Regions from separate parts of the Homo sapiens genome. Here region 1 is linked to region 2. The links are chromatin loops, found by intact Hi-C in ENCODE. Cell type or tissue: dorsolateral prefrontal cortex. All regions are shown on one strand. Each heading gives the region's core, and the rest is flanking DNA. Links, peaks and the distances in the headings are about the cores only.

The links. Peaks named below come from ENCODE experiments on the same cell type or tissue, not always from the same donor. Only the 100,000 strongest peaks of a DNase experiment are listed, where the experiment ranks them.
Region 1: it touches region 2 in a loop (7-fold over the local background); 1 of 110 quality-filtered maps calls a loop at or near these places.

Annotation. Positions count from the first base shown.
Region 1 is chr10:110,554,633-110,560,013 of GRCh38, forward strand. No RefSeq gene overlaps it. Among named protein-coding and RNA genes, the nearest start is that of SMC3, 10 kb to the right of the region's middle. In dorsolateral prefrontal cortex, for the core only: CTCF peaks have their summits at 2,572 (motif pointing right) and 2,772; a DNase peak (open chromatin) is centred at 2,589.
Region 2 is chr10:110,069,753-110,075,133 of GRCh38, forward strand. The region is part of intron 1 of ADD3 (adducin 3); the gene reads left to right. Among named protein-coding and RNA genes, the nearest start is that of ADD3-AS1, 64 kb to the left of the region's middle. RefSeq lists an enhancer at 2,762-2,831. In dorsolateral prefrontal cortex, for the core only: no CTCF peak of the experiment used is centred there; no DNase peak of the experiment used is centred there; H3K27ac peaks cover 4,207 bases.

The DNA of each region.
Region 1 (5,381 bases), core at 186-5,185, 480 kb after region 2:
GCTGGATTGCTTGAGCTCAGGAGTTCGAAATCAGGCTGGGCAATGTGGTGAGATCCTGTCCCCACAAAAAACACAAAAATTATCTGGGCATGGTGGCATGCACCTGTAATCCCCGCTACTCAGGAGCTGAAGTGGAAGAATTGCTTGAGCCCAGTAGGTTGAGGCTGCAGTGAGCTGTGACAGCACCACTGCACTCCAGCCTGGGTAACAGAGCAAGACCTCATCAAAAGAAAAAGAAAAAAAGAAAAAGAAGAAAAAGAAAAAGAGAGGAGGGGAGAGATAACTGATACATGCTACAACATGTATGAGTCCTGGAAACATTATGCTACGTGAAAGAAGTCAGACACAAAAGGCCACATATTTTGTGATTGCATTTACATGGAAAATGAAGGCTGTGAGGATTTGGTACAAGTATAAGAGCAATATATGGAGGATTACCAAGGTTTGTTTATTCAGGCAATTATTTTTCCAGTGATCAGCTTTTCATAATAGTTGCAATTTTCCTACTGTGATTAGCTCAGTGGAGACAGAATTATTGTAACCCTTTCCAAGGGTATAAGGGTTTGGTCTTTAGTTTTTAGGGAATGTTTAAGGTTACCAAGAAAGTTTCTCTCTAATTTTTCTTTTATTCTCAAGGTCCTTATTCAGAAAAGTAACGCAAAACCTGGAACTACAACAACAACAACAAAAATTTGCATGGCCTTTCAATATAATTAATGACTCAGTATTCACGATTGCTTAAGGCCCAGATGGTTTACAATGCTGTAGAAAATGGAAGAAAACTGATACGGTATGATGAATTTCTTTTGACCCTTAGAAAAAGATAACCTTAAAGGTTATAGTTTATCACGCTGTAGAATATTTACTAGTTTTGTGTGTTTTCAGCACTCTTTTTTTCCAATGCCTAAATTTGAGTTTCTTACATTCTCTTTTAAACCAGCTTTGTCATTTTAGTGATTCCCTCATTAATAAGTTAAATCAAACTATGACACATGCTCATATGAGAATTGAGTTTTTTAAAATAAAAATTTGAAGATTATGGTGGCACAAAGTTAATTTTAAGTGGAGAAGCAAAATGAAGGTTATTGAGAGTTTCTTGGGCACTTCTTTTTAAAATTACTGGGTTTTTCCAATAATGACAATTTTCCTGGCATCATTCAGTGGAGGGCTGAGGACCTGTATTTCCTGTGAGGTATGAGTCTGGTCTTTAGTTTTGGGGGCTTGTTACAAGCATCTGAAAAGGCTCCTTTGTAAGGTTTTTCTCTAAAGTCCCAAAAGAGGTCTTGCAATGTCGCCTAGGTATCTCTCTTCTGTGAGAGAAGCAATGAAAGAATTTGTCTCTTTTTTCTAAATCTCATCTTCTCACAAATGTTCTTCTTCCATCTTCCAGGATGGGAGTGTCCTAGGTTTTCTCTTGGATGATTTGACAGTCCCAGGCATCACCAAGACAGAACTGTAATTTGGGAACATCTCTGGGGTGCCAGTTCTATCTCTTGGGTACCATGAGAATTGAATAGGAACTGGGCAATAGTGAGGTATCTTTCTTATTCATGAGACTGGGAAGTATCCATAGAAAGTCTGTCCAGCCTAAGAGTGAAAACGGATAGGGCACACATAAGAAAAAAAAAAAGAGAGGAAGAGAGCGAAAAATATTTTTAAGAGGTGGGGAGGAATAACAGAGAAATTAAACAAAGAGATAAAATCAGTCCATGATCCCTTCCTGAGATGATAAGAGAAACTGAACTGAAACTAACTTCAAGATGGAACTTTCCCATGGAATCTCATAGCAGTAGAGGGGAGATAAGGAGGGCAATGAGAAACTATGACATCAAGGTGCATCATGTGTGCACTTTACCCTTGCCCTGTACCTCACCTTTGCTGGCTTTGGAGTCTTTATTGCACCAGGTACTTTATTGCACCAACTACATTGTTGTTGTGTGAAAGAGTCTACAGCCTCAGAATTTTTTTGAAATATGGCCAGAAGTCTGGGCACAGGTAACAACTCTCTGCCCGGTGGCATCAGACTGAAATCAAGGTGTTAGCCAGGCTGCAGTTTCATCCAAGCCTCAGAACCTCTTCCAACCTCCCTGGATTTGGCAGAACCCATTACTTGCAGTTGTAGAACTGTAGAACTTTTGGGATGCTAAAGTCCCAAAAGAGGTCTTGCAATGTCTCCTAGGTATCTGTGAGAGAAGCGATGAAAGAGTTTGTCTCTCTTTTCTAAATCTTTCCTTGAAGCCACCTGTCATTCCCTGCCACATGGCCTTCTCCACAACATGGCAGGAGGCCGGCAGGAGAGCATCTCTGGCTTTGAATCTCTCTAACTTGACTTCATTTCTGATACCTTCTTGTAAAGGGATCACTTGATTAGGTCAGGCCCACTGAAGATAATCTCCCTCTTCATTAACTCAAAGTCACTTGATTAGGGATCTGAATGACATCTGCAAAGTCTGTTCTCCTTTGCCACATATGAATAACATAACCTAATCACAAGAGTGGTCCCCCATCATACAGTCACAGGTCCCAGCCACATTCAAAATGAGAAACGTATACAGGATGTGCACCACAAGGGGGCAGACGTCTTAGGGCCATCTTAGAATTTGGCTTGCCGCAGAAGATTCGGCAGAATGTTAAATAGATCTAACAGAGAAGAGACTTGCAGGCTCAGGAGGGGCAAATGCAAAATCCCTGCAGTAGGAGACACCTGGTGCACTTCAATGTGGCTCGAACTGAAAGGAGAGATAGCAAGAGACGAGATCAGAGAGGTAAAAATGAGCCAGATTGTTTAGGATCTTACAGAACTTTTATCTCTAAACATGTTATAAAAATGTTCAAACTACGAAAAAGTTTAATTTTTTTTTTTTTTTTGAGACTGAGTCTCACTTTATTGCCCAGTCTGGAGTGCAGTGGCACAATCCTGGCTCACTGCAATCTCCACCTCCCGGGTCCAAGCGATTCTCCTGCCTCAGCCTCCCCAGTAGCTGGGATTACAGGGGCCTGCCACCACATGTGGCTACTTTTTGTATTTTTAGTAGAGACAGGGTTTCACCATGTTGGCCAGGCTGGTCTTGAACTCCTGACTTCAAATGATCCACCTGCCTCGGCCTCCCAAAGTGCTGGGATTATAGGCATGAACCACCACACCCCACCTTTTTTTTTTTTTTTTTTTGAGACAGAGTCTTGAGCCCAGGTTGGAGTGCAGTTGCACGATCTCAGCTTACTGTAACCTCTGCCTTCTCGGTTCAAGTGATTCTCGTGCCTCAGCCTACTGAGTAGCTGGGATTACAGATGAGCACCACCACACCCAGCTAATTTTTGTATTTTTAGTAGAGATGAGTTTTGCCATGTTGGCCAGGCTGGTATTGAACTCCTGACCTCAAGCAATTTGCCCACAGTGGCCCCCCAGAGTGCTGGGATTACAGGCCTGAGCCACTGCACCTGGCCAAAATTATTTTTTTCACTTTAAAAAAGTATTTTATCACTATTTTTAGACACAAGGTCTTGCTCTGTGCCCAGGCTAGAGTGCATGGTGCGATCTCAGCTCACTGAAGCTGTGATCACTCCTGGGCTCAAGTGATCCTCCCACTTCAACCTCCCAAGTAGCTGGAACCACAGATGAGAGTCACAGTGCCTGGCTTCCTTTTCTTTCTTAAGCAACAACCCATATTGCTAGTTGCTTCAAACTTTTCAGTTTCCAAACTTCTCCGCATCAACACCATATTTTCTCACTCAGACTGGGCTCTGCACTAGTAACATCTTAAATTTGTATAACCATGTAGTTTAGGGAGTTTTCCTACTTTTTAACTCGCTGGTAAATGAATTAAAGAAATAAAGGGATATGATTTCCACATGGCCAACAGGGAAACTGAAGCACAGACAGAGCCATTATGCCCATGGTTCTGCAGCACAGGTGACAGATCTGGGACCAGTTGCTGATTTCCAGGCTGGGGCTCTCTCACTAGGTGAGTGGCTTATCTGGTTTGCTTTTCCTGCCATTCCTCCCTCACCAGAAAGCAAGACTCCTGCTTTCATCTCCAAGGGAAGAAAAAAGAAGGAAGGGAGAATTCTGCAGCTAATCACTCTGCACTCTTGTTTCCACCAGCAATTCCCCTGAATTAGCTGTCACAGATTTCGTTAGATAGGATTTTTTTTTTTTTTTTTTTTGTAGATGGAGTGTCTGTCGCTGAGGCTGGAGTGCAGCGATGTGATCTTAGCTCACTGCAACATCTGCCTCCCTGGTTCAAGTGATTTTCCTGATTCAGCCTCCTGAGTAGCTGGGATTACAGGTGCACACCACCACGCCTGCCTAATTTTTGTATTTTTAGTAGAGACAGGGTTTCTACTTGAACTCCTGACCTCCTGATCCGCCTGCCTCGGCCTCCCAAAGTGCTGGGATTACAGGCATGAGCCACAGCACCTGGCCTTAGATAGGATTTTTAACACACACCACCGGCTCCTACTCACTTCAGTGCCTTCAGGTGAGTGGTTCTCCTCTGCTGAAATACCTTCATCCTTCCTCTTCGTGAACCCAAATCCACCTCAGTCTGCAGACACCTTCCAAGTCACTTTCCTACCTGACCCCACTTCACCCCACCAGGACTGTGACTCAACCACGCTGACCAAGAGTCTACGATGGGGCCAGTCATTGTTTCTAGGGTCTTCTACCTTCCTCATCTCATTTCAACCCACAGAAAACATGTGAGGCAGATTTTTTTTCCCCCATTTTAGAGCTGATATAACCCAGGCTCAGGAAAGTTGAGAACTCCAGCTTCTTGACTCTCCAGGTTTTGTGCTCTTTTCTTTTCCCCATAACTCAAGGTGTTTTTTCCCTCATCAATGTCTTTTCCTTTATAAACATTCTAGTATTTCTGTGTACCATTCAGAAGAACTGCAAGAATTTTAGATCCAGGGTTAGGTGAGTCTCATGTAACAGTCTGTGGGAGGTTGGAAATGGAATAATTTCTACTTCAGTTATGCTGGATATTAAAATAAAGGTTGCCAAAAACATATTTCATTGCAAGCATCCAAGTTACTGGATGTCCAGAAATGAGAGGTATAGGGGCCAAGGCTCTGGCCCCCCTGGAGGTTGGAAAATCACTGACACGAGGCAGATTAATAAGAGAAAAGGCATACAAATTCATTTAACATGCACATGCTCAGGGAGAATCACAGAGTAACTGCCCATCCCCTAAAAGGTTTCAGAAGCTCCTCCAAAATTCTTAACTGAGTTTTGAGAAATGCATAAATCGTGGAATCCAAATCTCTATAAAGATACAGAACATTATCATCAGCTCTCAGAAAATTCCCTATGTTCCTTCCTGGTTCTCTCCAACTCTCCCTGAAGCTATCACTTTTCTGATTTTTTTTAACCTATATGCCCT
Region 2 (5,381 bases), core at 174-5,173:
GATAATTGGTCTTAATTATTTCTAAGTCATTGGTTAATGCAGTGTAAGAACAAGCATTGTTTAAAAAAGAATATAAATGGCTTTTGAGTTTCTTTTCTTAGCATGCAAGTCAGATTAGAGTGAAAGCAAAAGCACATGACACAAAACTGTGGTTCGCTAATAGATTGTAGGCTTCCTGTAGCTTAAATTATACACACCACAGTAAACTGTTACCCAGTGGCAATTTTGATTTCCCTTTTGTATTAGTTGTAATCTGTGATACTTTTATTTAAAGTAAAGCCATGTATTAAAAGTTTATTAAAACATATATTGTCTTTTTTTAATCTTTTTCCTCTTCACCCCATACATATATACTCATTCCTTTTAGACCAAGCTCCAGGGTAACTTGCCCTGTAACCTTTCAAATAGGCTCCTTTCTCTGAATATATCTGTAGTATATCTGTAGTATATCTATTATAATAACAGAGTGTGCTACAATTGTCTCTCCCTCTCCCCTGCCCCAACCCACTAAATTGCTAGTATTTTAGGGTCAGAGACAATGTCTCGTTCATTTCTTACATTTTTTACCATGATACCTGTTCACTTGTAGCATGTAATAGTAGGGGAATGAATAGTTAGTAGAATAAATGTATTTAAGAAAAAAGTAGAAAAGAAATATATGGTGAATTGATTTACCAACTCAGAATTTAAATATAAATTTAAAAAATCTAAAATCAAAGTAGGTTATGTGATCAGTACTGCTGTAGGTTGCAGAGAATAAATTGATACTCTACACTTTAGTTATGTTTGGGAGCAGTATGTATGATTCTGTAAACTGAAATCCCTCTAATATGTACAGAAGAAATACATTTACAGACTAGTTTTGTTTTTGTTTTCGTTACACCTTCTATCATGCCACTGAGTATATAGCAAATCTATCAACCATTGAGTGGAAAAACACATTAAGATGCTTGAAGGCAGGCAGAGTTATGCAGGGGTTGAAGGATAAAGATTGGGGGGTAGGGGTGCAGATAACCAAACTTGTCTCTCGCCCTGTCTTGGAAAAAGCTTACTTATCATATCTGAGGACTCTTAAAGCATTAATTTTAGAGGCTGGGATGTGGCTCTTGTCATATACAGGCAGCCCAAGTTCTACAGCTAGATCTCAGAGAAGCTGAGAGTGTTAGTAGGCCTACAAACACATCATGTGGGTTTTTTTTTTTGTTTGTTTTTAGTTTTTTGTTGTTTTTGGGGGGGGGGGGTGGGGAGCCAGCTTTGCCTCCTACCTATCCAACAGCAGTGTTTGAAGCTAAGTGCTTGAATTTGTTTTAGGAGGATAATTTTTAGAAACATTATTGATACTTAAATTTCCCAAGATTAAAAAAAAATTGGGGGAATGGCTTTTACTGGGTAAAGTATTTGAAACGTAAAACATATTTTTCCAAGTAAAATGATGTCTCATAGTTGGAAAAAGCAATTTAAAAATGCCTACAGAGCCCCATATCCTTAGATGGAACAGCTCAAAGCAAAAGTAACATTTTTAACAAATTGCAGGGGAGAGGGTTTCAGTCCAACAAAATAAAAAGGCTCTTTAGGTTTGCTATAGAACATTGTACCTATAATCAACAGTAATGTATACTTAAATTTAAGAGGATAGATCTCATGTATTCTTGCCACAGTTAAAAATAAAAGTTATACCTCAAAGATTTAGAAAGTAAAAACAAATTGCATGTGTCATGAATATTTCGTATATTGTGGCTATATTTCATTTTGTTTTTACTTGTTTTCTATTCCGTTTTAGAACTTTTCCCAAAACAGAAATTATTCATGATTGCAGATTTTTTTAATGGCACAAATAGATTTATTCTTCACTTTTTATTCTGTGCTTTTTTCTTTTTCATGTAGTCTGTGTCTTCACAAGGTGTTAATAAAATGCATAGTTTTCAGAAGTACTATGCCATCAGTAGAGTCAAAGCCATATTATGTCTTTCTACCTCTAGTTTGGCAACCTTGAAGATACAATACAACCTCACTAGTTTGGTGAATTTTTGTTTTAAATGGGGATCATGCCTAATCTTTAGACCTAATGACTTACTGAATTTCAACCTCAGCTTTAATAAGCTGAACTTACCAATCATTGTAGGTTATGTTGTGTACATTTTTTTATCCAGAAAAAGCCTATTTTGAACATTAACCATATTTCACTTATCCCCAACCTTGCCTTTTCTATAATTCTTCCTTTTTAAATCCTGGATTACCTGTTTTAACAAATAACCATCTATCACATATTAAATAGGCAAGGGACATTATTCATTTACCATGTATAATTTTATTTATTTATTTATTTTTAGACGGAGTCTCTCTCTGTCACCCAGGCTGGAGCGCAGTGGCGCAATCTCGGCTCACTGCAAGCTCCGCCTCCTGGGTTCACGCAATTCTCCTGCCTCAGCCTCCCGAGTATCTAGGACTACAGGTGCCTGCCACCACGCCCAGCTAATTTTTTTGTATTTTTTTTAGTAGAGATGGGGTTTCACCATGTTAGCCAGGATGGTCTCAATCTCCTGATCTCGTGATCCCCCAGCCTCGGCCTCCCAAAGTGCTGGGATTACAGGCGTGAGCCACTGTGCCCGGCCACCATGTATAATATTTTTTAAACTCCTTTTTCAACCCCTGGTCTAGGTCCTGAGGGGCCCTGCCCTCAAGTTGCACACTGTACGTGTGAGAGGTATACCCAGGGAACAGACAGTTAGTGTAAGGAGTGCTATGTTGGAAGTAAGCCAGAGGGTTGTGGGACTTGAGGCTTTACCGGGTGGAGGCCTGTAGGAGGCTTTTCTTTACAAATCCGTCTTTGCAGGAGAGGCTAAACCAGGGCATCCCTCAAATAGGAAATTATAGAATATAGTCAGAAATGCCTGCAGACAACAGTTGGATTTCACCAACTTGGATAGTCTCTCATTATCTTCTGAAGCATGAACACCATGGTCAGCATTTTTATCAAGGAGTTATCTATGTGGTATTATCACTTGTGAGAACAGTTAACTGGGAGAACAAAAGCTCTGAGAGAGTAAGAGCTACTCTTGAGCCCTTCTACAGTTCAAGGGACATCTCTGAATTAAAACTATAGGATGGCAGACTGTTTCATGAAGCTTCCTCCTACATAGAACTCACACAACTCTTACACCTTGGCTTTGGTTTACTTTTTGTCCAGGCCTTTTTTTCTCCCCTTGAGTTTTACTCCCTCAGCTGAATCCCACAACTGAGTTTTCTTCAACCTAGAACCTCCATAGTGTGTGTAAAATTGGCCTATTGTGAAAATCACCAGGGATGAAAAAATCACTGTTCGACTTATCTCCATTGCCACTAGTTGTATGACCTTATTTGCTTAACCTCTTTGAGTTTTAGTTTTCTTTTTTTTTTTTTTTTTTTTTCGAGACTGGGTCTAGCTCTGTCACCCAGGCTGGAGTGCAGTGGCATTATGTCGGCTCACTGCAAGCTCCACCTCCCGGGTTCATGCCATTCTCCTGCCTCAGCCTCCCGAGTAGCTGGGACTACAGGTGCCCACCACCACTCCCAGCTAATTTTTTGTATTTTTAATAGAGACGGGATTTCACCGTGTTAGCCAGGATGGTCTCGATCTCCTGACCTCGTGATCCACCCGCCTCGGCCTCCCAAACTGCTGGGATTACAGGCGTGAGCCACCGTGCCCGGCCCTAGTTTTCTTATCTGTAAAGGAGGCATCATGACAGTACTACCGATAGGGTTGCTGTGGAAGTACATGGAATAAGTATGTAAAGTGCACGGCACAGCAGTCTAAATTATTCCAGTGGCACTTTAACTGCTGAGCAGCATTTAGATCTCTGAGGACACACAAGTTTGCACAGTTGGTTTTTAATCTTTTTAGTATTTCATGCATTTTACTCTGATCATCTCCTTGCCCCCTATTTTTCTGTCATTTTGCTTTCCTTTTTGGAGAGTGTTCATCCTTAGTTGTTTTGTTTTTATTATAACTAAATGCCTATTACCATTCAGCACTTAACGGATGGTTTCAGTGGGCTAAGCTCTAAGCTCTGTGCTATCTGTTGGAATACAAAGGTGCTCCCAACTGAGTAGAGGAACCCATGGAAGCAGCCACCTTCCCACCCCCGACTAACATGAATTTAACCTGATTTAAACAGTTTAGACAGACCTTTTTTTTTTTTCCTTAGCCAGTCTTGTAGTAGATGGAGAGGTTACTTTCCATAGACATTTCAAGCTAGACTGAATGTCCCACAGAGCTGAAGCTTGCCAAGCAAAGCTCATCTCTGTGGCTGTTTTAAGTCACTAATAGTTATACCACATTTCTAGAAGTTGGTGTCACCATCAGCCAAAGATTAAACTTGTCTCCTCTCCTCCCCCAACCCGATATATCCTTGACCAGATGATGTTTGTTCAAAAGGAAAAGCCCTTTTTTTTGGTTTTGTACTTTTAGTCTACCACATGTTTGAGATGCCTAGTAGTTCCTTAACAAATCAAACTTTGTGACTTCGGGATTCATAGCACTTTAGTTGGAGACAGTTTCTCATTGTGCTGGTTTGATTTCTGGCACTTGAAAACATCTCCATTTGGAAGCTTATGGAATGTTTCATTCACTCCCCTATTTGGAGTAGACAGTTTGTCTTCTCTTCATTGATCAAGCCCTAGACCCTAGTGGTGCCCAGAGTGAGTGTCCTGTCTATGTTGTATTTGAGAATGTACAGGCACTAGGAGTGCGTGAACTCTTGTGCAGCTGACGTTGATTGGAGGGCAAAAGGGGAAGGGGAAGGCCCTTAGGACAATGAATTCAGTCATGGGGCTACCTCATTTCCTTTTTTTTTTTTTATCTTAAACAAAGCTAAAATATGTTTTCAATTACTTTGTTTTTAAAATGCTATCTTTCTCTTTTTGCTAACTTTCATAACAATAACTAATCGCAAGTCATTTTATGTACTGAAAATACAATATGACAGAATGACATTTTACAAAATTTAAATGAAACAAATATTTGAAATAAAATTGGAGTTGGAGGACAGGAGAGAAGGGGGATAGCATGCTTCATGAGTTGCACACAAGCTCATACTTTAGTTGTTAAGCCTCTGGCACTCAGTAGAGTATTTTTATTTAAAATCTACAAAACTGAGGAGGCGGGAGGGAAGGAGAAATTTCACTGCTTGAAAGTTACCCTAGAAGATTGGATCTGTAAATTTACATGAATCCCTGAAACAGGCGTGTATGTGAGTGCCAAATAATATCAAGACTAACCAAGAAAAACTTGCTTTTCTGCATGATTGTGGTGGAAGCATTGGTTCCCAACAACTTTCACATTTATAAGGATTTTTTAAAGGGACTAACTACACATTGGGCAAGTAGCTGTGTAGTCCAGAGTA